Regions from separate parts of the Homo sapiens genome. Here regions 1 and 2 are each linked to region 3. The links are chromatin loops, found by intact Hi-C in ENCODE. Cell type or tissue: CD4-positive, alpha-beta T cell. All regions are shown on one strand. Each heading gives the region's core, and the rest is flanking DNA. Links, peaks and the distances in the headings are about the cores only. Region 1 has its middle 18 kb from the start of PPP1R2. Region 2 overlaps TNK2-AS1 (TNK2 antisense RNA 1). Region 3 holds the start of LINC01983 (long intergenic non-protein coding RNA 1983).

What was found. Hi-C counts contacts between places; a loop is a spot of excess contacts. Peaks named below come from ENCODE experiments on the same cell type or tissue, not always from the same donor. Only the 100,000 strongest peaks of a DNase experiment are listed, where the experiment ranks them.
Region 1: it touches region 3 in a loop (7-fold over the local background); 27 of 110 quality-filtered maps call a loop at or near these places.
Region 2: it touches region 3 in a loop (11-fold over the local background); 93 of 110 quality-filtered maps call a loop at or near these places.

The regions. Positions count from the first base shown.
Region 1 is chr3:195,558,319-195,564,397 of GRCh38, reverse strand. It overlaps the pseudogene RPL31P64. Among named protein-coding and RNA genes, the nearest start is that of PPP1R2, 18 kb to the right of the region's middle. In CD4-positive, alpha-beta T cell, for the core only: CTCF peaks have their summits at 5,497 and 5,698 (motif pointing left); a DNase peak (open chromatin) is centred at 5,677.
Region 2 is chr3:195,912,402-195,918,480 of GRCh38, reverse strand. TNK2-AS1 (TNK2 antisense RNA 1) reads right to left here. Exons shown (of 2, transcript NR_145450.1): 2 at 5,217-6,079. LOC124906253 (keratinocyte proline-rich protein-like) reads left to right here. Exons shown (of 4, transcript NR_197446.1): 4 at 4,711-5,401. Among named protein-coding and RNA genes, the nearest start is that of TNK2, 6.9 kb to the right of the region's middle. RefSeq lists a silencer at 3,424-3,473 and an enhancer at 3,075-3,687. In CD4-positive, alpha-beta T cell, for the core only: CTCF peaks have their summits at 3,076 and 3,289 (motif pointing right); a DNase peak (open chromatin) is centred at 3,310.
Region 3 is chr3:195,856,361-195,862,439 of GRCh38, reverse strand. It overlaps LINC01983 (long intergenic non-protein coding RNA 1983), which reads left to right and starts at 2,036. Exons shown (of 2, transcript NR_134939.1): 1 at 2,036-2,167. RefSeq lists enhancers at 1,602-2,124, 2,125-2,649. In CD4-positive, alpha-beta T cell, for the core only: a CTCF peak has its summit at 2,916 (motif pointing left); a DNase peak (open chromatin) is centred at 2,919; H3K4me3 peaks cover 260 bases.

The sequences.
Region 1 (6,079 bases), core at 721-5,720, 300 kb after region 3:
CCTAACACTTCCAGCAGAATAAGGCGATCTGAACTAATCATTGGATAATGCTAAGGAGCAGTGTGGTGGGAGGTACTGAGAGTGGGCCCAGCGCTAGCCCTGACCCCACTCATTAGCCACTCACTCCACCAGATCTCTCTAACAACTCTTCTAGGTCAAACATTTAGTCTTATAGTTTTGTATATGACAAATAAGGTGAGATTTTGCTGACAAAGAGGGAGTCTTATATCATTTTTAGGGACAATAAGCCACAGACTTATTTATAAGACCAACCCTGTAGATTGTTTTGTGTCTTTCTAAACCTTACCAATGTATATGTTATTTTGCAGTCAAATGTTCTACCCCCAAGCTATGCCCCCACTTAATTATTTTGATGTATATCTGGTTCCTTGGGGATATGTATATTTTACTCATATTCCATATTATAGTCTATAAATGCAAGAAAGTACTGTATTTTATTCCCCGGAGTTTTCCTAGTATGCTAATTATAATTAAAATATTAAAAAGCCAACCTTCAGCATCTTCAGTACACCCAGAGATCCAGGAGGAACAACAGCTCATTGCATTATAAAGTGACTCTCTCAGTGAACAAGGTTGGAAGACTTGAGAAAAGAGCTATCAAAGCTGAGCGTAATACATGTGGTTAAACTCTACCCCAGAGCTCTTGGTCTACGGGTGCTGTAGCCCTAATGCTGCCTCTGGGTATCTGTAGAGGGGAAGGTGCTCAGCTTCTGCTTAGAGACTCTCTGTGACCCCTGATTGACATGCATCCTCCTGGCTGGGTATCTCAGTCCTCGCCACCCAACTTGCCTGCCTCTTCTCCCGTGGCTCCTTCTCAGGCAGCCATTTTTGGTTTTCAACCAAAGCATGTCGCAATTACCCGGGGGGGAAATATATTGGTTCCTTGGGAAGACATCCCAGGATGGGGAGACAGAGGGCAAAAGGTTGCAAAACATTCTCCAGGGTGATTCAAACCTGCTTCCCTGACTTGACTGAGAACCACTGCTTTTTCAAAGAAAACTAATGACCACTTCCCATGCCTCCCCTGTCTGTACCTTTAGTACACATCACTCCTTTTGTTGAAATGTCCTGCTGCCAAAATCCAACCCACATCTGCTCTTTCGCAGAGCAATTTGGCAAAAACTAGTAAAGCTGAGGATGACCTAGTAATTCTCTTCTCTGGTAAATATCCTAGAAACACTTCTGCACATAAGCACAAGAAGATACATACGGAAATGTTCACTGCAGCACTGTTTGAAAGACAGAAAAACCAAAAACAACCTAAATGTTCATTAACAGAAGAACTGATTTAAAAATTGTGGGCTGGGTACAGTGGCTCACGCCTATAATCCCAGCACTTTGAGAGGCCGAGGTGGGCAGTTTACTTGAGGCCAGGAGTTTGAGACCAGCCTGGCCAACATGGTGAAACCCCGTCTCTACTAAAAATACAAAAATTAGCTGGGCATGGTGGCGCACACCTGTAATCCCAGCTACTTGGGAGGCTGAGGCACGAGAATCACTGGAATCTGGGAGGTGGAGTTTGCAGTGAGCCAAGATGGCGCCACTGCACTCCAGCCTGGGCGACAGAGGGAAACTCTGTCTCAAAAAAAAAAAATTGTAGCATGCACACATATGTGCAGGTACGCATACACACCATGGAATACTATGCTACAGAGAAAATTAGAGCTACATGTATCAACATATATAATCTATAAAATACGTTGGGCAAAAAGCAATATACAGGATACAGTATGAAATATATAAAACGACATTATTTCAGAATACATAAATATGCAATAAAGTAAAATGAAATGCAGGAAATAATAAACACCAAATTCAAGGTCCTGGTTCCCTCCGGAGAGTGGAGAGAGAGGGCGGCATTTCAGTAGAGGAACACCAGTGGCTTTCATTGCATGGGTAACTGCATTAGTTTCTGTGGCTGCTGTAGCAAATGACCACAAACTCAGTGGTTTAAAGCACCTGAAATGTATTCTCTCATAGTTCTGGAGGCCAGAAGTCCAAAATCAGTATCACTGGGCCGAAATGAAGGTGTGGGCAGGGCTGTGAAGGCTCTAGGGGAGAATCTGTTCCTTACCTCTTCCAACTTTTGGTATTTTGGTGGCTGCTGGCATTCCTTGGTTTGTGGCCACAACACTCCAATCTTCAAATCTGCTTGTCTTCACAGGGCCTGTGTGTGTGTGTGTGTGTGTGTGTGTGTGTGTGTTTGTGTGTGTGTCAAGTGTGAAATCTTCTGCCTGTCTCCAAAAGAATACATGTAATTACATTTAGGGCCCACCTGGATAATCCAGGATAATCTCCCTACTTCAAAAGTCTAACTCGGCTGTGTGCGGTGGCTCACGCCTGTAATCCCAGAACTTTAGGAGTCTGAGGCAGGTGGATCACTTGAGGTCAGAAGTTTGAGACCAGCCTGGCCAACATTGCGAAACCCCATCTCTACTAAAAATACAAAAATTAGCTGGGCTTGGTGGCACGCGCCTGTAATCCCAGCTACTCAGGAGGCTGAGGCAGGAGAATTGCTTGAACCCAGGAGGCGGAGGTTGCAGTGAGCCACTGCATCACTGCACCACTGCACTCCAGCCTGGGCATCAGAGTGAGACTCTGTCACAAAGGAAAAAAAAAAGCCTTAACTCAATCATATCTGCTATGACATTTTTTCCAAACTGAACATTTCCAGGCTTCAGAGATGAGGACCTGGTAGCTTTGGAAGAGCATTTTTCAGCCTATCACAGTAATATTTTCTTAAACTGAAAGGTAGGTAATAGAGGATATAATGGCTTCCCACTTGGGCCCAGCAGAATGACTCCTGCAAAAAGGGTAGCCAGAAAAAGGGGGGTCATTCTGCCATCAATGAGGCAGTGACCTGAGGATACACCATCAACATTCACAGGTGCATCCATGGAGTGGGCTTCAAGAAGAATACCCCTCAGGCACTCAAGAGAGATCCAGAAATCTGCCATGATGGAGATGGGGACTCCAGATGTACGCACTAATACTAGGCTCAACAAATGTCTGGGTGAAAGGAAGGGCCGTACCACATCCATGTTTATCGTGCAGAAAACATAATGAGGGTGAAGGTTCAGCAAACAAACTCTATACTTTGGTTTAACTATGTACCTGTGACCACTTTCAAACATCTATAGACAGTCAATGTGGGTGAGAGCCAACCACTGATTGTCAAATAAAGTGATAAAATCATACACACACAAATAGACATACAATCATGGCCCTTTACCTTTTTTTTGAGATGGGTTCTCATTCTATTGCCCAGGCTGGTGTGTAGTGGTGCGATCATAGCTCACTGCATCTTCTGCCTCCTGGGGTCAAGTGATTCTCCCACCTCGGTCTTCTGAGTAGCTGGGACCATAGATGTGTGCCACCATGCCCAGCTAATTTTTGAAGTTTTCTGTATTTCGCCATGTTGCCCAGGCTGGTCTTGAACTCCTGGGCTCCAGCAATCCACCTGCCTCGGCCTCCCAAAGTGCTGGGATTACAAGCATGAGCCATGGCGTCCAAACTTATGGCCCCTTACTTTGAATAACGGTTGTCTATGACTATATCTTAAGGCAGATACAGACTGTGATCCTTTCATAGAAAAAGAGATCTCCATACCCCTGAACCCAAAATAAAAGTTTTTTTTAAAAAGAAAAAGAGGTCTCCAGGAGGCTGAAGGGCAGTGTAATATGGGTAACTCAGTGGGAAGGTTAGAAGACTATGTGTCATGCTCTAGAGTGTATGAATTTGTCATTTCAGAGATGGAACAATTCTGGATAAAATGAGATCCAGGGCCTAACACCTATAACCTGATTTTGCCATTTTGAGATTTTTTGTGAGTCTTTTTTAATATGCTAAATTATGTTTCTAAACAGTGGTATCCTCCTCCAAACATTCACATTAGTGAGCGAGCTGAAGGTCAAAAATCAAAAAAAACCTTTCAGAACCAAGTGGATTGGATACTGAGTTCTAGCAGAATTCCAAGAATTGTGGACAGGTCAGTGGACAAAAATTCCCATCATATTACCTAGGCAGCCACCAGCTCCACCTGCTTTTATCCAAGCCTTCTGTTTCCCACCTCTCCCAGGCCAAGATTACTGCCAGTGCTCTATGAGTCAGCTGTGTCCCCAGGAAGTGACAAATGGGCTCAGGAGCTGGCATGGACAGCACTGGAGGAAGCAAATGGCCACTCCTCTGTCATCACAGTTCATTAAGTAGGTGTTTGTTCTTTGCCTGCAGCCTGGTCCCAGCAGGACTGGTGAGAGCTCATGTGTGCACCAGAGTCAGAGGACACCCTGTGTGCACCAGAGTCAGAGGACACCCTGTGTCCTTTCCCCCAAACCGGGGAGTGGTTGGGAACGACAATGACCAACCTTACGGGAAGATGCTATGAAAATCCACAAAACTGAAGCTGACATCTGTGGCATTTTGCTTCAGGGCATTTTGTCAACAAAGCATACTGTGCACTAGAAACAGTCTAGGTGGGTCATTTGCACCTGCAAATTACTAATACAAATAACATCTCAAGCTTGGCAGGCTTAGAGGCTGAGATTGTTGGCACTTCATCTGTCAAGTCTCAGCTCAGATGGCATCTCAGAGGCATCTGCCTAAAAGTGATTGCCCCAGTTACCTTCCATCCGGTCACACTTTTTATCTCTTTCTTACCATTTTTCATAATCTGCAATGATTTTGTATATGTATTTGCTTATGTATTTGTGGTCCATCTCTCCCACTGGAAGGTAGGCTCTCTGAAAAAAAAAAAAAAGATCCTGCTTTTTTGGTACCCTCTTATATCCTGAGACCTAGAACAGTTCCTGGCACATATTTAAGTACTCAATAAATATTTATTGAATAAATGAGTGGGTGAATGAACAAATGAATGTACAAATGCAGAGGCTGAATATAAATGTCCCAGGGCCCAGAAAGAATCAGTCACAGAAGGGAAAACAGGACCCAGATAAAAATGTCTTATATTCATGTGCCTCAACATATCTGGCTACAATTGCTTCCCAGTTTGCTATATCTGGCATGTTCCCACAACTTACACTGGAATATCATAGGCACATTCATTCATTTTCCAAATGGGGAGACTGAAGCCCAGCAAAATGAAATGACTTAAGTGAAACTATGTGGCTAGTTACACTTATAACTTGAACTTGGACCCTCTCTTCTATCAGAAAAATAACTTACTCATAGGATGATTGGGGTTTTTTACCTCATTTTGTTCATTTCCCCACAAACAAAACATATTCTATGAGAGAAGTGTTTTTGTCCCCATGAGACAAAAAAACATGGTATAAAGTCAGTGTTATATTTTGCAAGTCAATAACCACTACCTAGGGGATTCTATTCAAGGACTAATTATTAAGGAGGCAACTTTGGCCAGGCTTGGTAGGACTCACAGTAACAGAGATGAGTGAGATGAGGACATCCCGCTCCCAGGGCCACCAGGTACATGAGACCGTCAACATGAAAGTCCTGGACTCAGACCCTGGCTATTTTTAGCATGTGGGAGATATTGTTTCATATGGTTAAGGGGCAACTCTACCAGGAAGCAGGGAACTGAATGACTCCATGAGACACTCCCAGCTCCAGGGGGCCTTCTGGACAAGAACAGCACAGGCAGCAGGAAGAACAGGTGTTTTGAATAGACTCACTTCCCCTCCTCCCATGAGACTATGCTGCCTCCTTGTGATTGAAGAAGCAAATGCCGAATACAAGTACTTCATACATCAACTGAGAAACATTAAAATGTTCTTAATAAGCATGAAAGATTTACCTGCATCCAGTTCCCATATCCCCTTTATATGTTCTAGAAAGTGTACTCCAGCTCATTCATTCATCCTTTCCTTCTCCCTGAAAATGACATGTGTTCCGAAACCTGTTTTGAATTATAACAGAAAAGCACCACTGTCTGTTATTGAAAGGAGAAATAATTTTTTCATTTCGAACAAATAAAAGTCCTGAAGGATCATATCTTCTCCTAAGTAGGTTCATTGTCAACCAACAGCAAACAAATTACCCACAGTAAGCAGTAACTCTGTGAAAACGAGTGATTTATCAAAGA
Region 2 (6,079 bases), core at 292-5,291, 56 kb before region 3:
TCTACCCTTCAATTTCTGCGTGTCCGTGGGTCACCCGCTCTACCCTTCAGTTGCTGTGTGTCCGTGGGTCACCCGCTCTACTCTTCAGTTGCTGTGTGTTCGTGGGTCACCCGCTCTACTCTTCAGTTGCTGTGTGTCTGTGGGTCACCTGCTCTATCCTTTAATTGCTGTGAGTCCGTGGGTCACCTGCTCTGTCCTTTAATTGCTGTGAGTCCGTGGGTCACCCGCTCTACCCTTCAATTGCTGTAAGTCCATGGGTCACCTGCTCTATCCTTCAATTGCTGTTTGTGGGTCACTCACTCTACCTCTCAGAGCCTGTGTCCTCACTGCTAAGTGAGTGTTAGACTTGATGTTCTCTAAGGCCTTTTCAGCTGTAACATAAAATCCCTCTCCCATTGAGAATGTACATTCCCTCCTTCAAACTTCACACCCAGATTCAATTCTACCCTTCAAATTTTTATTTATTTATTTATTTAATTATTTATTTTTGAGATGGAGTCTCGCTCTGTTGCCCAGGCTGGAGTGCAATGGCGCAAACTCGGCTCACTGCAACCTCTGCCTCCAGGGTTCAAGTGATTCTCAAGCCTCAGCCTCCTGAGTAGCTGGGACTACAGGCGCCCGCCACCACATCCAGCTGATTTTTGTATTTTTAGTAGAGATGAGGTTTCACCATGTTGGCCAGGTGGGTCTCAAACTCCTGACCTCAGGTGATCTGCCCATCTCAGCCTCCCAAAGTGCTGGGATTACAGGCGTGAGCTACTACACCCGGTCTAAATTTATTCTTTTATAATCGTTTCCTCTGCATCCCAGTAACAAAGAAGTGCTGTTGGTGAGACCGTAGAAGCTGTACTCACCTCGTAGGTGCCCTGCGTTCCCCTGCGAGTGTTCCTCTGGGCCTAACCACCCGGTCACCTTCTTTGGGTCTGCTGATAGTGAGGTGTCTTGGATAACTACAGCAAATGTTCCAGGAACGTCCCTTTTTTCTATGGACAAGCCCGTCTCTGCAGAAGTTACAGATTGGCATCCTTGCTGAGGGTGACTTGTATCTGTGTCTTCACCTGCTTCCCTGATTTCTGACATACTGACTGCCTTGTCTTCTAGGCATGGAATTTCCTTGAGTTTTAACCCACAGACCTATCTTCGCTGTGGCTTTTTGTGTGTTTTGGCTTTTTGGCCCTTCTAGACCCAACTTCCAACTCTGCTACTGTGGTGAATCATCCCCTAAGGGCTGCTGTGATTTGTAGAACACTCACACCTGTGGGGCACTGAGCGATGCTGCGTGGAACCGGGGAGGAATGCTGAGTGGAACCGGGGAGCGATGCTGCGTGGAACTGGGGAGCAATGTGGAGTTCTTGAGTAAGGGAGAGACATGATGAAATCGATGTTTTAGGAAGATTAACAGGGAATTAACCAGGAGGTACAGGGACTGAAGTCGGCAAGGTCATCTACACAATGTTTGCTGTAATCATGCCATTCAAGGGTGTGAATAGCATCGCATTATCTTGTGTAATTCTTACAGTCTCCCGGTGAGGGTTCATGTCTTACGTGCAGAGGCTAATGGAAGGATCTGATCCCACTCACATGGAAGTCACCTCATGGTTAGGGGTCTGGCATCCCAAAGGTACTTGATCACTGTTTGAAAAATGAACGTGGGGAAGCTAGGACTTGGACACAGGTTCTTTCTATGTGGAATAAAGTGGTAGCTGAGAGGAAGTGAGTCGAGAGAGGAGGCAGAAGGGTGGAGCCCTGAGGTATCTGGGGCTGAAGTAGGTGTATTAGGTGCTGAAGGAGGAGATGGGTAAAGGGGGCTGCCAAGAACCTGAATCTGCTTTCTGGACAAATGAGAGAGCCAGGGGAGAAGGGAAGGAGAGCTGGAACTGAGAGTTTGGGTTCTGTTGCTACCTCCTAAGATGGAGCAAGTCTGGGTGTCCACTCAACATCAGTGCGCAGGCAGGCAGCCGCAGATGCAGGGAGCTTGGTACCTGGGGGCCTCGCTGGCTCAGCTGTGGGAGGGGAGTCGGGGAGTGGCAGTGGGTGGAAACGATCTTACCAAGCTGGAGAGGGTAGCCAAGAACGGAGCAGGTATGGGCTTGCCTGGGAGGCTCACTATTTTAGCAGAAGGAGGAAGAACAGTTAGCTAAAGACTGTGCAGTGTCTGCACTGCAAATTGGATTTGAGCAAAGGAGAGAGCAGAAGAAAGGTGCAAGAGTGACACAGTACCTCACCATTTAAAGACAAGCCTTGACTGCAACATTTCCCACACTTAGTATGGTGGGCTCCAGGGGAGGCCAGATTTCAGGGAGTTAAAGGAGTAGGTGAAGAATCAAAGGAGCCCGTCCTTCATATGATTGGTCTTGACTCCTCCACTGGAAGTTTGTTTATTTAATTTATTTATTTCTGAGACAACGCCTCTCTCTGTTGCCCAGGGCTGGAGTGCAGTGGTGTGATGGTACCCCCCACTGCAGCCTCGAACTGCTGGCCTCAAACAATCCTCCCACCTCAGCCTCCTGAGTAGCTGAGATGACAGGTGCACACCACCACGACTGACTAATTTTTAAATTTTTTGTAGGTAGGGAGTCTTGCCATGTTGCCCAAGCTGGTCTCTAGCTCCTGGCCTCAAGCAGCCTCCCACCTGGGCCTCCCAAAATACTGGGATTATAGGTGTAAACCACCATGCCTAGCCTCTTTTTTAAAAATTAATTTCTTTTTGGCCCGGCGCAGTGGCTCACGCCTGTAATCCCAGCACTTTGGGAGGCCGAGGCGGGAGGATCACTTGAGCTTAGGAATTCAAGACCAGCCTGGCCAACATGGTGGAACCCCGTCTCTACTAAAATACAAAAATTAGCCGGGCGTGGTGGCGCATGCCTGTAATCCCAGCTACTGGGGAGGCTGAGGCAGGAGAATCGCTTGAACCCAAGAGTCAGAGGTTGCAGTGAGCCGAGATCATGCCACTGCACTCCAGCGTGGGTGACAGAACGAGACACTGTCTCAAAAAAATTAATTTTTTTAGAGACAGGGTGTCCCTCTGTCACCCAGGCTGGAGTGCAGATCATAGCTCATTGCAGCCTTGAACTCCTACACTCAACTGATCCTGCTGCTTCTGCCTCCCAAGTGCTGGGATTCCAACTGTGAGCCACTGCGCCGCACTAGAAATTCCTTGATTCTGTGTATGGGGCCACATCTGGCATGACTGTGCCCGAACACCAACCAATCAGGAGTAACTGAACTCACTGGTCCATTTGTTGGTTACCAACCACAACTCTAGGTGTCCACCAGGGGGCACCAGAGCGCAGGGCTCCATGAGGCTCTGTTTCAGAAGAGCCCATGATGACCTCAGGGTTTGTCATCTCTCGGCTCATTTGGCTCTTGCTGTGATTGGGCAGAGGGGGCAGGTGTGTGGGAGCAGCTGGCAGTGCCTCCTCCCAACGGCCTAGTAAGGTTTTGAAAACTGAATTGCTCGGGGGCATGTGAGCACAGCCCCCTTGGCAGCTCCAGGGACCTCTGACTTGGGCAATAGGGTGAAGGCACAGTCTGTTCTCGGTCCTGGGAGGATGTGGCCGGGGTTAGCAGATACACACCATGCCTAAGAATTCCTTCAGAAATCCGTCTCTTCACCTCCGCCAGGAGGCAAGTGATCCCCTCCTGACTCAGAAATGGTGGCCCTTTGTCAAGTCAGATCGTCCTGATCCCAGCCCTCCCTTCCGTGGGCCTTAGCCCAGGCCTCCTTCTAGGCAGTGAGGGTGTGCTTGGGAACAGACTGGCTCCTCCTCCCCGCCAGAGTTTGCCTTCAGCCAAGCACCTCCCATGTCTGGTAGCTGGTTGGAATCACTTAAGGAGCTTTTAAAAACTAAGATGCTGGCTGGGAGCAGTGGCTCACACCTGTAATCCCAGCACTTTGGGAGGCCAGGGCGGGTGGATCACCTGAGGTCAGGAGATCAAGACCAGCCTGACCAACATGGTGAAACCCTGTCTCTATTCAAAATATAAAAATTAGCCGGGTGTGATGTGATGGTGCGTGCCTGTAATCCCAGCTACTCGGTAGGCTGAGACAGGAGAATTGCTTGAACCCGGGAGACAGAGGTTGCAGTGAGCCAAGATCGCACCACTGTACTCCAGCCTGGGTGACAGAGACAAACAAACAAAAAAACTAAGATGCTCAGGCTGGGCGCGGGGGCTCATGCCTGTAATCCCAGCACTTTGAGAAGGCTGAGGCAGGAGAATAGCTTGAGCCCAGGAGTTCGAGACCAGCCTGGGCAACATCTTGAGACCCTGTCTCTACCAAAAAACAAAAACAATACAATGAAGATGCCAACCCCCATCCAAGAGATTCCAATTTAAGTGTTCTAGGGTGGTGCTTGGGCATCAGCACTTTTTTTTTTTTTTTTGAGATGGAGTCTCGCTCTGTCATCCAGGCTGGAGTGCAATGGAGCGATCTTGGCTCACTGCAAGCTCCGCCTCCCAGGTTCAAGTGATTCTCTTGCCTTGGCCTCCCGAGTAGCTGGGATTACAGGTGCCTGCCACCACGCCCAGCTAATTTTTGTATTTTTAGTAGAGACGGGGTTTCACTGTGTTGGCCAGGCTGGTCTCGAACTCCTGACCTTGTGATCTGCCTGCCTCGGCCTCCCGAAGTGCTGGGATTACAAGCGTGAGCCACTGTGCCTGGCCTGGCATTGGCATTTTTAAAACTTTCTGTGTGATTCTTGTGTGCAGCTGTATCGAGACTGTCTGCATCGAAGGCCCTGATAGTCAGAGTGTGGTCCATGGGAAGCTTGATGGAAATGCTGGATCTCAGCGCCCTCCTCCCAGTTTGCTGAATCAGAATTTACAGTTCACCAAGATGCCCCGGTGATTCAGCCGCACACAGTTCCAGAAGCCCTGAGCTAGTTCGTACAGTGTTCTTTACCCACGCTCATCTCCCTGGCCTGAATCACAGCGTGTTTGACTTGCTCAAGTTGTAGCCATGGCTCTCCGTGTTTTGACTGTGACCTACAGAAAGAAACGGACTTTACAACGAGGAAGCAAGTACACCACAGAAACAATGCCTTCACTACCTGGGGTGCACTCTGCACTCCCATTCATTCAGCAGGTAGTTTTGGCACCTGCTTTGCGCCAGGCCTCATTCTAGCTGCCTGTGTCTAGAAGCCCCGGTTGTTGGGAGGTTTCTATTCTAGGAGGAGGGCAAGGGGATCAGAAAGTTAAAAGTAAACCATGTATATAAAGGGCACGCTAAAAGATATTTATTAAAATCTTTTTTTTTAAATTACATTTTTAGGGTAGGGTTCTGGGGTGCTGGTTATGTTCCATTTCTTGATCTGGGTGCTGGGTGTATTACCTGTAAGAATGCAAGCTTTCAGCACTTCTCTGGAGGTATGCTGTACGTCAATAAAAAGTTCAAAAATTACATTGTGATATTTTCTTTCTTTCTTTCTTTCTTTCTTTTTTTTTTTTTGAGAGAGACAGAGTCTTGCTCTGTCGCCCAGTCTGGAATGCAGTGGCGTGATCTCAGCTCCCTGCAACCTCCGCCTCCCAGGTTCAAGCGATTGTCCTGTCTCAGCCTCCCAAGTAGCTGAGATTACAGGCGTGCACCATCATGCCCGGCTAATTTTGTATTTTTAGTAGAGACGGGGTTTCGTCATGTTGGTCAGGCTGGTCTCGAACTCCTGACCTCAGGTGATCCACCTGCCTCGGCCTCCCAAACTGCTGGGATTACAGGTGTGAGCCACCGCACCCGGCCAAACATTCTCATATTTTCTATTCTATTATTATCCTCTTTCATAAAACAAAAAAATAGTCATTCAAAATCCACCATATTCAGTTTACCTCCCTCTAAAAGGTTGCAACAGTAGTTTTAAAAACTGCTTTATTTAAAAACAAGCTGTACGCAGTGGCTCAGGCCTATAATCCTGGCACTTTGGGAGGCCGAGATGAGTGGATTGCTTGAGGCCAGGAGTTCAAAACCAGCCTGGGTAACAGGACGAAACCCCGTCTCTACTAAAAATACAAAAAATTAGCTGGGCGTGGTGGCGGGTGCCTGTAATCCCAACTATTAGGGAGGCTGAGGCCGGAGAATCGCTTGAAC
Region 3 (6,079 bases), core at 592-5,591:
TAACTGGGTTCCTTTTGATGAAGGGCAATTTTAGTTGCATCCAGTCCTTCGCAATTACAACCATTGCCTCAGTAAATTGTGTATGTGGGCTGTTTTTCACTCGCACGTCAATCTGAAGATGAGTTCCCAGCAGTGGGACTGCTAGGTCAAAGGGCGTGTGCCATGGCGGTGGGTGGTGCTGAACCTGCTCTCAGCGGAGGGACATTCTCAGTTGTCACACCACCTGTGCAAGGGAGCTTTCCATGTGTTAAGGAGTTTTCTGATCTTTGGCAGACTGACTGGTAGAAAATAGTGTTTCTATAGTTTTAATATGCATTTCTCTTACGAATAAACTCAAAAATAAGTTGAGCCATTTGTATTTCCTTTTTAATGAGTTGCCTATTAATATCCTTGGCCCATTACAAAATGTTAGATTATTCATCGGTTTCTTACTGCTTTCCAGGAAATTACTGGATCAATCAAGGAAACTAGCTCTTTGAGCTTCACATATGATCATGTGAACTTTAGGAAAAGAGGTAAATCATAAGAAAGTAAGCTTAATGACTCGGGTTTATTGAAAACAAAACAGAGGCCATTCAGGGTGAGTCTGGGCCACGTGTGTGTCTGGCTGTAGGCTGGCCTTCGTGGGTAGGCCCCGAGGCTCAGAAGTTCTGAGGCCTGGGAGCTTTGCATATGCCGTTTGCAAAGGCAGGAATTCTATTATTTTAACTGTGATTTAAAATACCTAGTCAAATATATCACAAAAGGGAACAAGTTTTTTTTTTTTTTTTTTTTTTTGAGACGGCATCTTGCTCTGTTGCCCAGGCTAGAGTGCAGTGGTGCAATCTCGGCTCACTGCAACCTCTGCCTCCTGGGTTCAAGTGATTCTCCTGCCTCCGCCACCTGAGTAGCTGGGACCACAGGCGCACACCACCACACCCGACTAATTTTTGGATTTTTAATTTTTGGATTTTTAGTAGAGATGGGGTTTCACCATACTGGTCAGCCTGGTCTTGAACTCCTGACCTCATGATCCGCCCGCCTCGGCCTCCCAAAGTGCTGGGATTACAGGCGTGAGCCACCGCATCCAGCCAGAACAAGTTCATATTAAGTGAGTGTTGAGCATTGCTGTTAGACCTGGATTTCATTCCTAGCTCTGTTTCGTCTTAGAAATGTTATTTCACCTTTCTGAGTCTGTAAACTGATGGAGTAATTCCTGCCTTATAGAAGGGTTGTGAGGACTGACTGAGGTTGTGAAGGTGAAACATTTTGCTTAGAGTATGGGCCACAGTCAGTTCCCACCAAACAGTAGTTATTATAAATGTTATTTCCCCGTGTTCCTGCCTGTTTCTATTAATCAATAGCTCACATTATACACTGACCACACTCTGCGCATAGAATTGTGTTTTACTTTTCTCATTTTCCTTCTGTTTCAGAAAGTTTATTCTTTTGCTCACAATTATCCTATTTATAGATCATAGGTGTTTTTACTTCATTTTAAAAAACACATCAATTTTTTGTAAGCAATCCAGATGTGTGTATGCTTTACAAGCATTTAAAAATCTGTTTCAGAGCCAACACATCCAGAAAGATTTTTGCAGGGGGCAGAGGATGTCAAAGCAGCTCGAGGTTTCTCAGGGGAGCAGGGAACCCAGTGTACTTTTCCTGCCAGACACACAGTTCCCTAAACCCTGGGTTTCCTGCTATGTTTTTCTTGCTTCTAATCGGCCTGCCAGCTTTTCCAGCATCTCCTGGGTTTACTGAAAAGATCTTAAGTTGGGAAGTTGAAACGCTGACCCAGGTGTGTTTGCCAACAGGCAGAATCAACAACAGGCAGAATCAACAACAGGGAGAATCAACAACGGAGAATCAACAACAGGGAGAATCGACAACAGGGAGAATCAACAACAGGCAGAATCAACAACAGGCAGAATCAACAACAGGGAGAATCAACTCAGTGGGGAGGTGTCGGGTGCTTTTTGTGTGTGGAGCCCTGATGAGGAAACACAAGCCAAGTAGAAACAGTCCGTGCCCCAGATGGGTCCACAGCCTTTGGGGGACTGTGACAGCATCACGGCAGGACGGGTGCTCTGTAATCGTTACGCACCAGGTGTCTTGGGAGCAGAGGAGGTGGCTCCCCACAAGGTCACGTTGTGCTGATGTGATGGGTGAGAACGGTGAACGCCAGGTAGGGACGAAAGCGCTGCAGGTGGAGGGCCCTGCAGCCGAGGCGGCGGGCACGAGCCGGCTTGTCCCAGGCACTGAAGTTGGCAAGGCCAGAGCGCATCCTTTTGTTGTTTTGGGGGTGGGTTAGAGGCGGCTCTCGTGATCCTGGCGCGTGAGGCAGGCCTGGATCATGAGGCTGCTGGTGTGGAATGCTGAGTTCTTTTGACTTTGTAGACAAAGGAAGACATCAGGAATAGCCAGAGGGGTAGTGGGGTTGCATCTGGGTGCTCAGGATGGGGCTGCTTGAAAGCGGCTGGCGGCTCCACTGCAGCCACAAAAGGAGGAAAGGCCTAGTGCGTCTCTCCCTGCGGACAAAAGGTTTCCTTAATTGGAAGCAAGTTCATTTGTACAGAAACTGCATTTGGAGGTTGGAGGAACCTCCAACTGCTGGAGTCTTTGTCGAGAGCAAGGGTTCTTGAAGGCCAGTCCAGGGCCGCTGCCGGTCTAGAGTTAAGTTTTCAGCCACCTGAGGTGAAATGATAAGAACTGCAGGACCGAGCTTTTCTTAAAATGAAAGAGATTCCGTTTCAAGGACGGTCTTTATTTGGATGTGTCTTCCTGAGTTCTTGGTACTGAAATGGCTGTTGTTGCGTAGTGGTGGTGGTGGTGTTAGGCGGTAACTGTGTCCCCCGTGCCCTGTCAGGATGCCCCTCACCAATGACTGCTATTTTAATGATCCCCGAAGTCCATCTTGAGGACCCGGGGCCAGAGAGCTTTCGTGTTAGGCAGCACCACCTGTTGGCAAAATGTGGCATTGCAGGCCCTCTGGCTAAATTTCAGAGTGGGAGGGATGAGATTGTGTATTCATTGCCCAATAAATCAATTAATTCCAAATCTGCTGGCTCAAGCCCATGGGTGCTTAAAGGGAGTCAGCCCAGGGAAGCTGGGAGGGGAAGGAACTGGGTCGCCCGCCATCTGGAGCCAAACGGGGACCAGCCAGTATCTAAGGTCAGGAAAGGAGACGGGTGGAGGGCTCTGAAAAACACCACGCCTGCACCTGGGCCAGAAACCTGCGGCTCTGGGCTAGCTGGAGGGAAGCTGAGGGCTGGGAGAGCGGGCAGTCACTCTCCAGCAGAAGTCCTCGCATCACGTCACTCCATTTGGGAAGCCTCAGTTCCACTGTATTAAAAAAAAATGTTTTTATGATTGTTATACATGCTCTTTGTTGACTTGGACCATTCAGAAGAGCGCAGTGAGAAAATTAAAGACCCAGAAAGCCACTTAAAATTTTGATATATTCCACTTTTTTTTGTGCACATATATGTGTATTACGGTTTTATAAAATAAGGTCATCCAGCATGCAGGGTTTCCTTAAGGTTTATTTTTATCTTTATTTTATTTGGTTTTTTGTTTGAATCAAGGTCACTCTCTGTCACCCAGGATGAGTGCCGTGGCATGATCATGGTTCAGGGTGGCCTGGAATTCCTGGACTCAAGCGATCGTCCCACTTAAGCCTCCCAAGCAGCTGGGGTGACCGGCGTGCCCCACCACACCTGGCTAATTTTTTTATTTTTTTATTTTTAGTAGAGACGAGGTCTCACTATGTTGCCCAGGCTGGTCTCGAATTTCTGGACTCAAACAATCCTCCCGCCTCAGCCTCCCAAAGTGCGGGGATTATAGGCATGAGCCACTGTGCCTGGCCAGTTTTCTGTATCTTTAAATTCATCTTCTCAAAGAATATTTAAACACTACCTAGTTTTTATTCTGTGGATAAACTCCAGTTAACACATTTTGTTAATGTTTTTTATCTTGTAACTGTTCATTTATTTAGAGACAAGGTGTCCCTCTGTCTCCCAGGCTGGAGTGCAGTGGCTCCAGCTCAGCTCGGCTCACCGTACCTTGATCCTCCAGGCCCAAGGGATCCTCCCACCTCAGCCTCCCAAGCTGTGAGAACTACAGGCAGGCGCCACTATACCCACATAGTTTTGTTCTTTTTTTTCTTTTTTCTGTAGAGATGAGATCTCACTATGATGCCCAGGCTGGTCTCGAACTCCTGTGCTCAAGTGATCCACCCACCTCGGCCTCCCCAAAGTGTTGAGATTACAGGCGTCAGCCACCGCACCCAGCTGTAACAAATTGTTTTAATAAATAGTGCTAAAAGGTTTTCCAGAAATATTTGGCTCTCTTATTAAAATAAAACATAAGTTTTGAGTTTTTTTATGAAAGAAAATGTACTCTCTCTCTCTCTCTCTCTCTCTCTCTATATATATATATATATATATTTTTTTTTTTTTTTTTTTTTTTTTTTTTTGAGACAGAGTTTTACTCTGTCACCCAGACTGGCATGCAGTGGCCCGATCTCGGCTCACTGCAACCTCCACCTCCCAGGTGCAAGCGATTCCCCTGCCTCAGCCTTCCCAAGTAGCTGGAATTACAGGCACACACCACCACGCCCAGCTGACTTTTTTGTATTTTTAGTAGAGATGGGGCTTCACCGTGTTGACCAGGCTTGTCCTGAACTCCTGACCTCAGGTGATCCACCTATCTCAGCCTCCCAGAGTGCTGGGATTACCGGCGTGAGCCACCGTGTCTGGCCATATATGTTTTTAAAGAAAGGACTTATGTTCTGGACATATATTTTAAAATATTTATGTAAAATTTTTATATGTATGTTTATATAAAATATATATATACATATATATACATACATATATATATACATATATATATAGAGAGAGAGATGGAGTCTCACTCTGTCACTCAGGCTGGAGTGCAATGGTGCGATCTCGGCCCACCAGAACCTCTGCTTCCCGGGTTCAAGCGATCCTCCTGCCTCAGCCTCCGAGTAGCTGGGACTACAGGCGCCTGCCACCATGCCCGGCTAATTTTTGTATTTTTAGTAGAGATGGGGTTTCACTCTGGTGGCCAGGCTGGTCTCACGAATTCCTGACCTCAGGTGACCCATCCGCCTAGGCCTCCCAAAGTGCTGGGATTACAGGCATGAGCCACCATGCCCAGAGGATTTTTATTTTATTTTATTATTTTATTTCATTTTTATTTATTTTATTTTTAGAGATGAGGTCTCACTATGTTGCCCAGGTTGGTCTTGAACTCTCGAGCTCAAGCAATCGTCCTGCCGCGGCCTCCCAGAGTGCCGGGATTCCAGGCTTGAGACACCACGCCCGGCCAAAATGCAGTAATTGTTTAAATGGAAGACATACTGTCTGTGATGGCAAATCACTGGGTCCCCAGTCCCATGTCCTCCCCTGCCAGTATCAGAGAGGGCCCTGGAGCAGTGACCATCCCTGAGCCAGGGTGGCTCTGGAAGGACTCAGCCTGCAGGGAGCCCCGCTACTCCCTTCCCTTCTTGGCCTGCCAGCCGCCCACCCCGCTCACCCTCTCTCCCTTGGAACCTCAGGGCTCCTCATGGCCTTGGGAGTGAGGAGAATTGATCAGAGGAAAAGCCGTGTCGGGCCTAACCCGGGTCGGAGGTGGCGGCGCTACAGGCTTGAGCTTCTTTCAGAGGCCCAGGCAGCACTGTGTTTGGGGGAGTGGTTCGGCTGCCGAAGTCCGGGGTTACTAGCACTCTGTCTTGTCTGATAACGATGCTGTTTAACCACAGCCTAGTCTGCAGGCAAGAAAGCTAACAGCTTCCTCTGTCTAATGTGCATTTATTTTTCTTTGTCTCAGTTACATACTTCCCATTTAGAATAATTCTAATTCCTTTCTGTACTAGAAGTTTTGTTGTTGTTTTTGAGATAGGGTCTTGCTCGGTTGCCCAGGCTGGAGTGCAGTGGCGCAGTCTGGGCTCAGTGCAACCTTTGCCTCTCAGGCTCAGGTGATTCTCCCACCTCAGCCTCCCAAGTAGCTGGGACTACAGGCAGGCGCCACCACGCCCGGCTAATTTTTTGTAGAGACAGGGTTTCACCATGTT